Linked DNA regions of Homo sapiens: region 2 is linked to region 1. The links are chromatin loops, found by intact Hi-C in ENCODE. Cell type or tissue: ovary. All regions are shown on one strand. Links, peaks and the distances in the headings refer to the core of each region. The heading gives the core; the rest is flanking DNA.

The links. A loop is a pair of places that touch in the nucleus more often than their neighbours do. Peaks named below come from ENCODE experiments on the same cell type or tissue, not always from the same donor. Only the 100,000 strongest peaks of a DNase experiment are listed, where the experiment ranks them.
Region 2: it touches region 1 in a loop (4-fold over the local background); 2 of 110 quality-filtered maps call a loop at or near these places.

Annotation. Positions count from the first base shown.
Region 1 is chr16:2,713,018-2,718,497 of GRCh38, forward strand. PRSS27 (serine protease 27) reads right to left here. Exons shown (of 6, transcript NM_031948.5): 2 at 3,483-3,509; 3 at 2,701-2,863; 4 at 1,048-1,319; 5 at 512-681. Among named protein-coding and RNA genes, the nearest start is that of PRSS27, 4.5 kb to the right of the region's middle. RefSeq lists silencers at 2,544-2,633, 2,744-2,793, 2,874-2,923. In ovary, for the core only: no CTCF peak of the experiment used is centred there; a DNase peak (open chromatin) is centred at 2,673.
Region 2 is chr16:2,658,007-2,663,218 of GRCh38, forward strand. ERVK13-1 (endogenous retrovirus group K13 member 1) reads right to left here. Exons shown (of 3, transcript NR_040023.1): 3 at 383-5,212. Among named protein-coding and RNA genes, the nearest start is that of ERVK13-1, 13 kb to the right of the region's middle. In ovary, for the core only: a CTCF peak has its summit at 2,913; no DNase peak of the experiment used is centred there; H3K27ac peaks cover 230 bases.

The sequences.
Region 1 (5,480 bases), core at 312-5,311:
TGTTGAAAATGCAGTTTCTTGTGCCCCACCCCAGACCCACTGACTCTGATCCTTCTGGGGTGGGGTCCAGGAATCTGCTTTTTCTTTTTTTTTTTTATTGAGACGGAGTCTTGCTCTGTGGCCCAGGCTGGAGTGCACTGGCGCGATCTCGGCTCACTGCAAGCTCCGCCTCCCAGGTTCGCGCCATTCTCCTGCCTCAGCCTCCCAAGTAGCTGGGACTACAGGCGCCCACCACCACGCCTGGCTAATTTTTTGTATTTTTAGTAGAGATGGGGTTTCACTGTGTTAGCCAGGATGGTCTCCATCTCCTGACCTTGTGATCCACCCTCCTTGGCCTCCCAAAGTGCTGGGATTACAGGCGTGAGCCACCACACCCGGCCCTGGAATCTGCCTTTTCAAAACAAGCTGCTCAGCTGGTTGAATGCATAGCCCATGGAGCGGGGCATGATCCCACCCTGCCCTGGGCCTGGCGGTGGGGACTGAGTCCCCATGGACACCACATTGCTCCCACCTTGCAGGCATCCTTCTTGCCCTCCTCGAAGCCGGCGCACAGCATGTCATTCTTGATGGTTTTGGGTTGGTAGCCAAACTCGGTGTCTTTGCTGTAGAGCAGGTTGCACTTGGGTGTGTCGATGATGGGCACAGCGAGTTTCTGCAGGATCCGCGGTTCGGGCAGGAGGTCTGGAGAGGGGCGGAACAGCCCAGGGCTCAACGGACTTCCTCATCAAGAACCCACGGCCCCGGGAACCACCACTCCATCCTGCCTGTCGTTTCCTCATGTTTAGACCATCTCTGGCTTAGGGCACTGTGGGGCAGACATCCTCCCTCCTTCCAGGCAGCAGGCTGGGCCCTTTCTGTCCCCCTCTCCCTTCACCCCCTCTTCCTTCTGGGTCTGCTGCTGCTCCCCTCGGCCCCACCTGTGTGAACAGAGACCGTGTGTATGTATTAATATAGCAACAGGAAGATTGTGGGTTCAGAGTGGTCCCCAAGCCGTCCTGGGCCTTCTTGAGGCATATCCCCCATTCTTTCCCAGCCCTGTCCCCTTACCTTCCTCACTGGGGCTGCCCCAGCCAGTGACCCAGCAGTTCATGCCCGTCTCAAAGATCACCGAGGGGTCAGGCAGGCACACGGGGAGGATGTAATTGGTGAAGGGCACTGGTGCCTCCAGCTCCACCAGGGCCACGTCAGCGCTGGAGGCCGTGCCCTGGTACAGGGGGTTGCTCTCCACCTGCCTCACCCGGGCATACATAGCGTGTGGTCCCGGCTGCACTAGCTGCCTTGCCCCCAGCAGGACCTGGTACAGGGACGTCTCAGAGGTGCTGGCGGGAGAAACAGAGAGGCGGCGTGAGGCGGCCCCTCGTGTGGGGACAGGCCCGGGAGGGGCTGGGGCTCCTCTGGCCACCACCGTGCCCCACACCTCTCTCTGCACAATGTCTTCGAGAGTCATCTCTAGGACAGCCAGGTGCAGCGGTGATGCGTGTTGACATTGAAGCCAGACCGCCCGACTCAGATTTCCACCTCCACCCCTGGCCGCTGTGTGGCCTTGGGCAAGTCACTTAACAAGTTCTCTGTGATGCAGCTTTCTCACCTGTGCTGTGGGGACAGTCACAGTGCCTACCTGAAAGGCTGGCTCGGAGAGAACCACCCTCCAGGTGCAGCAGGGCCAGCCCCACCTGCGGGCCTCTGGCAGGTGACCTGCCCTCTCTCAGCCCGAGTTTCCGATTTTTTTTTTCCCCTAGAGACAGAGTTCTCATTCTGTCACCCAGGCTGGAGTGCAGCAGTGCAACTGTAGCTCACTGCAGCCTCCAACTCCTGGGCTCAAGCCATCCTCTCGCCTCAGCTTCCTGAGTACTTGGGACCACAGGCACCACTGCACCTGGGGTTTTTTTGTTTGTTTGTTTTTTGTTTTTTAATTTTTTTTTATTTTTAGTAGAGACAGGGTCTTGCTGTGTTGCCCGGGCTGGTCTTGAACTCCTGGGCTCAACTGATCTGCCCGCCTTGGCCTCCCAAAGTGCTGGGATTACGGGTGTGAGCCACCGTGCCTGGCCGTGAGTATCTGAATTTAAGATGTGGGGTTTTTTTTGTCATGATATTCTTTTAAAGATCAAGAAGAAAAAAAAGAAAAAGATGTGGGGTTTAAAATAATTAGAGCTGCGGTGTTGAGGTGTGAGGTGAGGGGGCCTGGGACACCCGGAAGGTGTGGGACCAGGTGGTTCATACATGGCAGAGGGCTGGGTGGCCTGGCCTCTGCTCAGGGCTTTCTGGGGTGGTTCAGGTGGGTGAGGGGAGGAAGGGCCGTTCTGTCTGGTCCTTGGGCTTTGTGAGCAGAGTTCCTCCCGGGAAGAGTGTCCTGGAGCTGAGGTGTGTGCGGGATGGGGAAAGGCCAGGAGGGGCCGGTGGGCAGAGCCTGCCGGGCCGCTTCTGCAGGGACCCACAGGGAGTGGGTGAGTGGGTGGAGGGGATGGAGGGGGTCGGGGGGCGGTGCGAGGCACCTCCCGCGGGCGGGAGCAGCGGTTGCAACTGGAAGTTAGCCCTGGAGTTGGACCTAAGGGAAGCATCTGGGTGGGAGGGGCTGGACCAGGAGCCCCCAGGGAGGTCACCCGCAGGATTTGGCGCGGCGGGCGCTGTCCACGGTGCTGAACCGGTCGCGCGCGGGGCGCTGTCAGCGCTATGGGCGGGGGCAGGGGCGGGCGGACTCACTTGCGGAAGCAGTGCGCAGCCGTCAGGACCCACTGCTCCGCGATGAGGCTGCCCCCGCAGAAGTGGCTTCCGTTGCGCTGGATGCTGACTTGCCAGGGCCACTCGCCCTCCTGCGTGTCCTGCCCGCCCACCATTCGGTTCAGCATCCTGGGGCGACCACAGGCTGGGGGAGCATGGGGAGCGGGTGGGGGCGCTCACTGGGGCTGGTTCCATGGCCGAGGCCCAGCTCTCAGCCTCACACTCCAGTCCTCGGCCCTCCTGCCCCTGACCTGCCCGAAGACCTTGGGGAAGTCGGAGGCCTGGGCTTCGGGGCAGTCTGGGATACAGGCAGACCCTCCCCAGCTGCCCCCCAAAGTCTCACTCTCCTCGCCGAGAAAGGCAACCTAACACCTGCCTCTTGGGGGCCACGGAGGCACTGAGATAACCCAGGGAAGGGTCTTGTCCCAGGGCCTGACCCAAACAGGTGCCTGGAAGGATAGAACAGGTGTCAAGCCCTCTGCAAGGGAGCCACCCAGAGGGGGCCAGTCACGGTTCAGGGTGATCCTCAGACCCTGCCGCCCTCATCCTGCACCGCGCCTCAAGGCTCTGTGCTGCCCGTCCTGCTCTTGTGTGGACCTTCCTCCTCCTCTCCTTTCTGGGCTCCAGTTCCACACAGCCCCCACTTTCCCCTCCTCTGGAATTCCCCAGTGTCCTGTGCGTTCCAAATTCCCTCTGGCCATGAGTGTCCCTGGCTCAGTCCAGCCGGCTCCTGTCCCTCCCACCCCAGGGCCCTGGGTGCTTACCTGTTGCTGCCTTGGCCCTCTGAGACCCTGGAAGTGAGGAGAGGGTGATCAGCCAGGCCAGCTGCAGCCTGGCCTGCCCTCCCCAACCCTGCAGCCCCTCTCCACTGACCCTCCCCAGCTCCTGAGGACTCCAGAGGGACAGTCCACAGAGGGACCTCACCGGAGAGCCCAAGGGCCTGCAGTTTCCCCCCCAGGGCTGGCTCTGCCGTATGCTCAGGCCCAGGCCCATGGGCCACAGCTTATCTGCAAGGGTGGATGCTCCTTGCCACATGGGGAGCCGGTCAGGAGATGCCAGTGAAGGGATCCCCAGGCTAGATGTCCCCTTCTCATCCTGGAAAGGGTCCTCTCCCTCCACACTCCACACCCATCCTTGTCTGGAAGTTTCTGGGGAGGGTCCAGCCTCCAGCCCTGGCACTGTAAGGTTGGCCTTTCCTCCCGGAACAGCTCAGAGCGGAAGAGGCCCGGGAGCTGTCTCTACATTTGAGCTGCCCAGGGCTCTCTCACAGTCTGCTCCGGAATGAGCTCCTTCCCCAAGTCTCACTTTGGTCCCGAGGCTGAGGCCCGAGCCCCACAGGCTTCTCCCTGGCCTCAGGGGAGTAGAGAAGGTACAGTGGTCTGCATTGGCCACCAGGGATCAGCCTTCTCAAGATTCCAGAGTCCCAAGAGCTGACCCCTCTCCCAGGCATGCAGCAGGCTTGGCAGACGAGGCCCAGGACCCCCTGCTGGGCTGTGCAAGGGGGCTTTGGAGCGGATAAAGTGAGGGGCCCGGAAGAGAAGCAAGATATGGGGTCGTTCGGGGGAACCAAGGATGGGAACATATTTTCTGCTGTCCATTGCCTCCCACACCCCAGGACACAAAGGGCCTCTTGCTGGGCCTTTAACCAAACACTGGAGCCTCTACCCCAGCTTGGAGACCCCAGCCAGGACCATAGTGTACAGCCCCAGGGTAGCAAAGCCTGGAACTTCCTGGCCTTGAGAGAGTCCTCTCACCACCCCTGCACTCCACGCGTCTGATTCTGTGGGGGCAAGATTCGCCCGTAGCTGGGGAGGGGTTAGAACAGCCACCTCCCCACACCTAGGCCCTCAGCTTCCCCTTAACCCCCAGTGCCTTCCGGTGCCCGGGCCAGCTGCTATGGACCATGTCTTCACTCTGCCCGGAAAAGATAACCAGTCCCCTGGAGTTGAGGGGCTGTGGGGACAGGAAGTGGCCATGGAGGGCCCAAGCACCCCCAGGGTTTTTACGGCATCCTCTTCCTTTCTGTCTGCCTCACAGTCTGGGGGGCACCCTCCCCAACACCACTGGTGGGCAGAGACACCCCGGGGGTTGCTGGACGATAAGGCAGCGGGCGGCGAGGGGGCAGCTGTGGATGGGCAGGAGGAGGAGGTGGAGAAGGTGCAGGGCAGGCAAAGGGGTGCCCTGCAGAAGCGGGGTCAGGGGCAACGGGAAATGGAGAGTCTGCCCTGGATGCTCTGCTCATTAATTTGTGCTAATTAAGTGCCCTTTAAAATGCAAACACTACCGGGAGGGTTATTCCCTGGCCCCCCGACCCCTTGCTCCTTCCAAGCCTGAGGATCCTGCTTGCAGAAGGGCGCGCACTGTCAGGCCTTCTCGCTCTCTGGGAGTCTGCAGGAGCTGTGTCTCCATGCTCCCTGCCTGAGCACTGCCCCTTCAGCGATGCCTCCTCCCCATGCAGATCCTTCCTTCCTAAAGTAGCCCTGTACTTCTCATTTAGGCAGAGTCTTCTGGTCTCTGAGTGCTTGCTCCCCTCACCCCACAATCTGGATGCCCTTCCCCCAGTCTCCATAAGTCCTAGTCTTTTTTTTTTTTTTTTTTTTAAGATGGAGTCTCACTCTGTTGCCCAGCCTGGAGTGCAGTGGCGCGATCTCAGCTCACTGCAAGCTCCGCCTCCTGGGTTCACGCCATTCTCCTGCCTCAGCCTCCCGAGTAGCTGGGACTACAGGGGCCCGCCACCAAGCCCGGCTAATTTTTTTGTATTT
Region 2 (5,212 bases), core at 213-5,212, 55 kb before region 1:
GCTCCATGGAGTGAGCGCCTCCTTCACGGAGCAGCCCTGGCCGCCCTGCAACTGAGGCCGCGGCACCGAGGGTCCCGCCAATGCAGCAAGGGGCGAGAGACACCACACCTAAGACTCAGGAGCAAGGTCCTGTCCCCGCTCCCAACCCCGGGGCTCCTGGAATCACCGAGGCAGAACTGAAAAGTGAGTGCGGGCCCCTTTCCCACATGTTCCACTGCAAAGGTCAACACACGCCAGGCGCATTTCAGTGAGGCTTCAAGTCTTCCCTGCAAATCTCATCAGCCTTTTCTGATGGCATTCAATGCACAGCGGTCACTTTCAGCTACAACCCCTTCCTACTGCAGTCGAATTAATTCCAAAAGGGAAAAAACAGGTTAAAGAATGGGACTTTAACGATGAATTTATTGCAAAAAATAAGCCCATAGCCAGAAGAATCCTGACTGGCATCCTGCTGAGACACACAGCCTCTCCTCAGCCCTCTCCAGCACGGGGAGAGGGCACTGTCACCAGCTCCGCAAACACGCAGGAGACGGGGACCTCCAGAACTAACGTCCTTGGTCTCCAGACGTACCTTCAAACCTCATCTTTAAATATTTTGAATCCCTGCGTGCTACAAGCTGATTTGAAACACAGATTGGGCCGGTCCCAGCACGGTGGCTGGTAGAGAGGGCATCTGATCTTGTCTGTGGAATGATGGAAGTCACTGGACTGTCCAGGAACTACATGCCCACCTTCATCAGATGGAAACCACACACTTGTTTATTCTGCAGGGGGCCGTGTGCTCAACAGTGAGCTGCTAATGTCAGGCTTGTCCATCTTTTTCATACACAGGCTCTACAGTACTGTCAGTTCCCAATTCTGTGGGTCCCTGTATAATCCAACTCTTTAAACAGAAATCAGGCTGTGTGCGGTGGCTCATGCCTGTAATCCCAGCACTTTGGGAGGCCGAGGCGGGAGGATCCCTTGAGACCAGAAGTTTGAGTAGCCTGGGCAACATAGTGAGACCTCATCTCAATAAATAAATTAAATAAATAAATAATGTAGGTGGTGCGCACCTGTAATCCCAGCTACTTGGGAGCCTGAAGCACGAGAATCACTTGAACCCATGAGGCAGAGGTTGCAGTGAGCCAAAATCATGCCACTGTACTCCAGCCTGCGTGACAGAACGAGACTGTCTCGAAAAAATAAATAAATAAACAGAAACCAGAATCGGGTGCTCTTATAAGGATGTGTAGCCCAGAAACTCAATCTTAACACATTCTAAATGACCTGGAATTTCTTGGAGCAAAAATTCCAGTTTAAATATCAGGAAAATTGTCTAGACTAAGAGAATGGAAACGGACTTTGTGCAACCAACATCAGGTACAGAAAAGAGACCCCAACAATCATCATGAACCCAAACAGGCCTTTCTCCTCACTAAGAGAAGAGAACACACACAACCCATGCCTTGTTACTCTTTGAGAAGATGTGCCCTGCCTGTGATCTAGCAGCTAGAGACGGAACATACAACCTGTTCTCAATATTCAAATAATTTTTTAAAGGACATGGTATCACACTGAGCAAGTGAATAATGCAATTCTGTTGTAGAAGAATGAACGGCTGAAAAGACCTGAGCAACTCATGTCCAAAACTTGCAGTTTCCACAGCAGCACTTCCTCCCAGCACACTGCCCTTTGAACCTGCTTTCTAAACAACTGTGCTGGGCAGCCCGGTGACCACATGTCATCGCACGGCAGGTGTGGAGCAGCATAGAGCACCCTGACCCTCGCACCTGCTTGGGGGACTGTTTCTGCACCCAGTGCTTCTCTGCAGCCACAACCTGCCCCACACAGAACTGCAGCACTACGTGGCATCCTGTCCAAGTCCATTTCCACAGAAGGGGAAAGTGCCACGCCAGTGCCCACTCTCTTCCAAACACATCCTCTCAGAAGGGACTGGCCACGCTTGCCCCCTCATTTCTGCAGCGCTTCCCAGTTCATCACCTGCTTGCCAGACTCCATCTCCCACCGGTGTCAATCAGCTGCCCTGGAGCATCTAAACCCTGGGTCAGGCGGCTCAGGGGATGAGCGCATAGATTGAAAAAGGAACACTCCCTGTTTCTCCCCAAAACTGTGCTGAAGGCAGTCTAGAGGGCCAAGACCTGTTGAGAAGAGCTGCCCAAGGCCTCTTTTCAGGCCCCACATCTCTGCAGGCTGCTGCTGGATCCTTCTCATAAGAACACATCTCAGAAGAGCAGAACAAACCACTTCCCTCTTGTAGGGACCAGCCCCACAGGGTCGGTGGGTCTCTCCCTGTGTGTGGCGATGAGAGAGTGTAGAAATAAAGACACAAGACAACGAGATAAGAGAAAAGGCAGCTGGGCCCGGGGGACCACTACCACCAATGTGCGGAGACCGGTAGTGGCCCTGAATGTCTGACTGCGCTGTTATTGGATACAAGGCAGAAGGGGCAGGGTAAAGAATGTGAGTCACCTCCAATGATAGGTAAGGTCACATGGGTCATGTGTCCACTGGACAGGGGGCCCTTCCCTGCCTGGCAGCCGAGGCAGAGAGGGAGAGGAGACAGAGAGAAAGACAGCTTATGCCATTATTTCTGCATATCAGGGACTATTAGTATTTTCACTAATTTACTACTGCTATCTAGAAGGCAGAGCCAGGTGTACAGGATGGAAAATGAAGGCAGACTAGGAGCGTGACCACTGAAGCACAGCATCACAGGGAGACAGTTAGGCCTCCGGATAACTACGGGCAAGCCTGACTGATGTCAGGCCCTCCACAAGAGGTGGAGGAACAGAGTCTTCTCTAAACTCCCCCGGGGAAAGGGAGACCGCCCCCCTTTCCCAGTCTGCTAAGTAGCGGGTGTTGACACCTTTTGCAAAAGGTGTTCCTTGACACCTTTTGCTACGGCTGGGCCACGATCCGCCTGGTAACGGGTGTCTTCCCAGACGCTGGCGTCACCGCTAGACCAAGGAGCCCTCTGGTGGCCCTGTCCGGGCATAACAGAAGGCTCGCACTCTTGTCTTCTGGTCACACTTCACTATGTCCCCTCAGCTCCTATCTCTGTATGGCCTGGTTTTTCCTAGGCTATGATTATAGAGCGAGGATTATCATAATATTGGAATAAAAAGTAATTGCTACAAACTCATGATTAATGATATTCGTATATAATCATATCTAAGATCTATATCTGGTATAACTATTCTTGTTTTATATTTTATTATACTGGAACAGCTCGTGTCCTCTGTCTCTTGCCTCGGTGCCTGGGTGGCTTGCCGCCCACATCTCCCCCCTTTTTATTAACTAGAATCGCCATCGCCATCATTGCTTGTTGTTGACTTCGGACTTGGTTTCGGACTCCTTAGAGGCATCTGCAGACTAAAAGGAGACAACATAAGCATACCAATATTAATAATGCCAGTAACAACAATGATCCTCTGACGGGTTTGAGCCATTTGAAGGGATTAAAATCAGGTAATTGTTTAGTTATGCCTTCAAAAATGTGTGAGCCAGGAACTGTGGATAAATGGGCTTGTGAAGCCTCAAAGATTTGCTCTTTAAGTTGTGAAATATCCAAGGTTAAGTTATCATCCCAGGCTTTTAAATGTCTTGAGACATTTTCCCAGCTATGTTGATCTTGATTATAAGCATAAGGCGTTATGCAATAATCAGAAGTATTCCAATCACACTGTAATTGCATACGGTGTTGCAAGTTCATAACTCTATCTCCCAGCCAGGTTACACTTTGGCGGAGATCATTAATCTGATTAGCTAATTTTTGATCAATTTGCGCCTGAGAATTCCAAAGTCTGGAGGAATTTTTCTGGCATGCTTCAACATAGTGAGCAGTTTGAACAGAACTGCGGATGGCAACTCCAGCAGTTGCTGCTGTTGCAGTAACCGCAAGTAGTCCTGCAAGGACTGCAATAAGAGTAAAAATAAATCTCTTTGTTCTTTTGAGGATGTCTTTAAGAACTTCATTGACTATGTGAATAGAGGGGGAAGACTCCCATGGACGATGTAGAGAAACTGGTATCCATACCCCCTCCCTAGCCCTTACCAAGAGAATACTTGTAGTGGGATTAAAAGTTGCATCAATGCAAGTGAACAGCTTACAGTTATGACATTCTATAGTTTGTGCATCAGGCATCATAATTATATTTCCAACCAACAGCATGTAAGGGGGTTTGACACAGCTCCTAATGGGTATCACCCATTCAGAAATAAGGGTGATGTTGAATGTGGGTGTTTTGGTTTTAGTACGAAGGAGCTGATAGGTAGTGTTCCATATCTTTATTCCCGACAAAGCTGCAGCTAATTTCCATAGTTCAGGATGTTCTGGGGTAAAAAAGGGATGAATAATTTTTGGTCTAGGAGGAGCAATACCTGTGTCCATCCATTTAAATGGGTAAGGAGACACCCGTTGTCTCATCGTGTAAGACTGCCACCCATGCTCTATATAATCTAAGGAATAAATAAACTCCGAGCATAAGGTATTTTTGCTGGAGCAATCTTGCCAATAATGTCCTTTTGGAGCCCAATCAATAACAATACCCATGGCTAGAGTTTGGAGTACAACAGCCTTGGGAGCATTACAATTATCCCATAAAATTGAAGTCACTATAAAAGGCCCATTTGTAGGTTTCTTTGGACAGTCCGGCAGTCCTTTTGTTTTATTAGTTTTGGTAGTGAGAGGAACTCTCCATGCCTCATGTGGGGTACGTTTGACAGTGAGAAGTTGAAAAGAGTTAGTACTGAACACATTATATACTTGATAAGAATCATTTGTAAAGGACGGTACAGTCCACATCCAATTCTGTTAAGAATAAGCTAAACAACCAGGCGACTTCCCAATACATAATGGTGGATATTTATAGCCAATTGACAGATTAAAGTGCATACCTTCTTCTTCCGGTTGAGCTGGAAACCGATCATCATTAGGGATCGGCATGAATGCACTATTATTAGTGTAAACTTCTACTGGAGAGTCCCTCCAGGAGACAGACCGAATTAGAAGGGGAAAAGGAACATATGCCCAATAAGTATAATTTTGAGTTGCCCCGACCGGTGGTATACTTACCGCTGCACTGACTACCATAAAGGCAGCCAGAATTATATTACCAGTCATTTTTGGGATTCCTTTTTCTGTTAAGAATTTTTCTGTTTGATGAGATAAAATCTGTATTCGACCCCAAGTAGGTGGGGTTGAACGAGA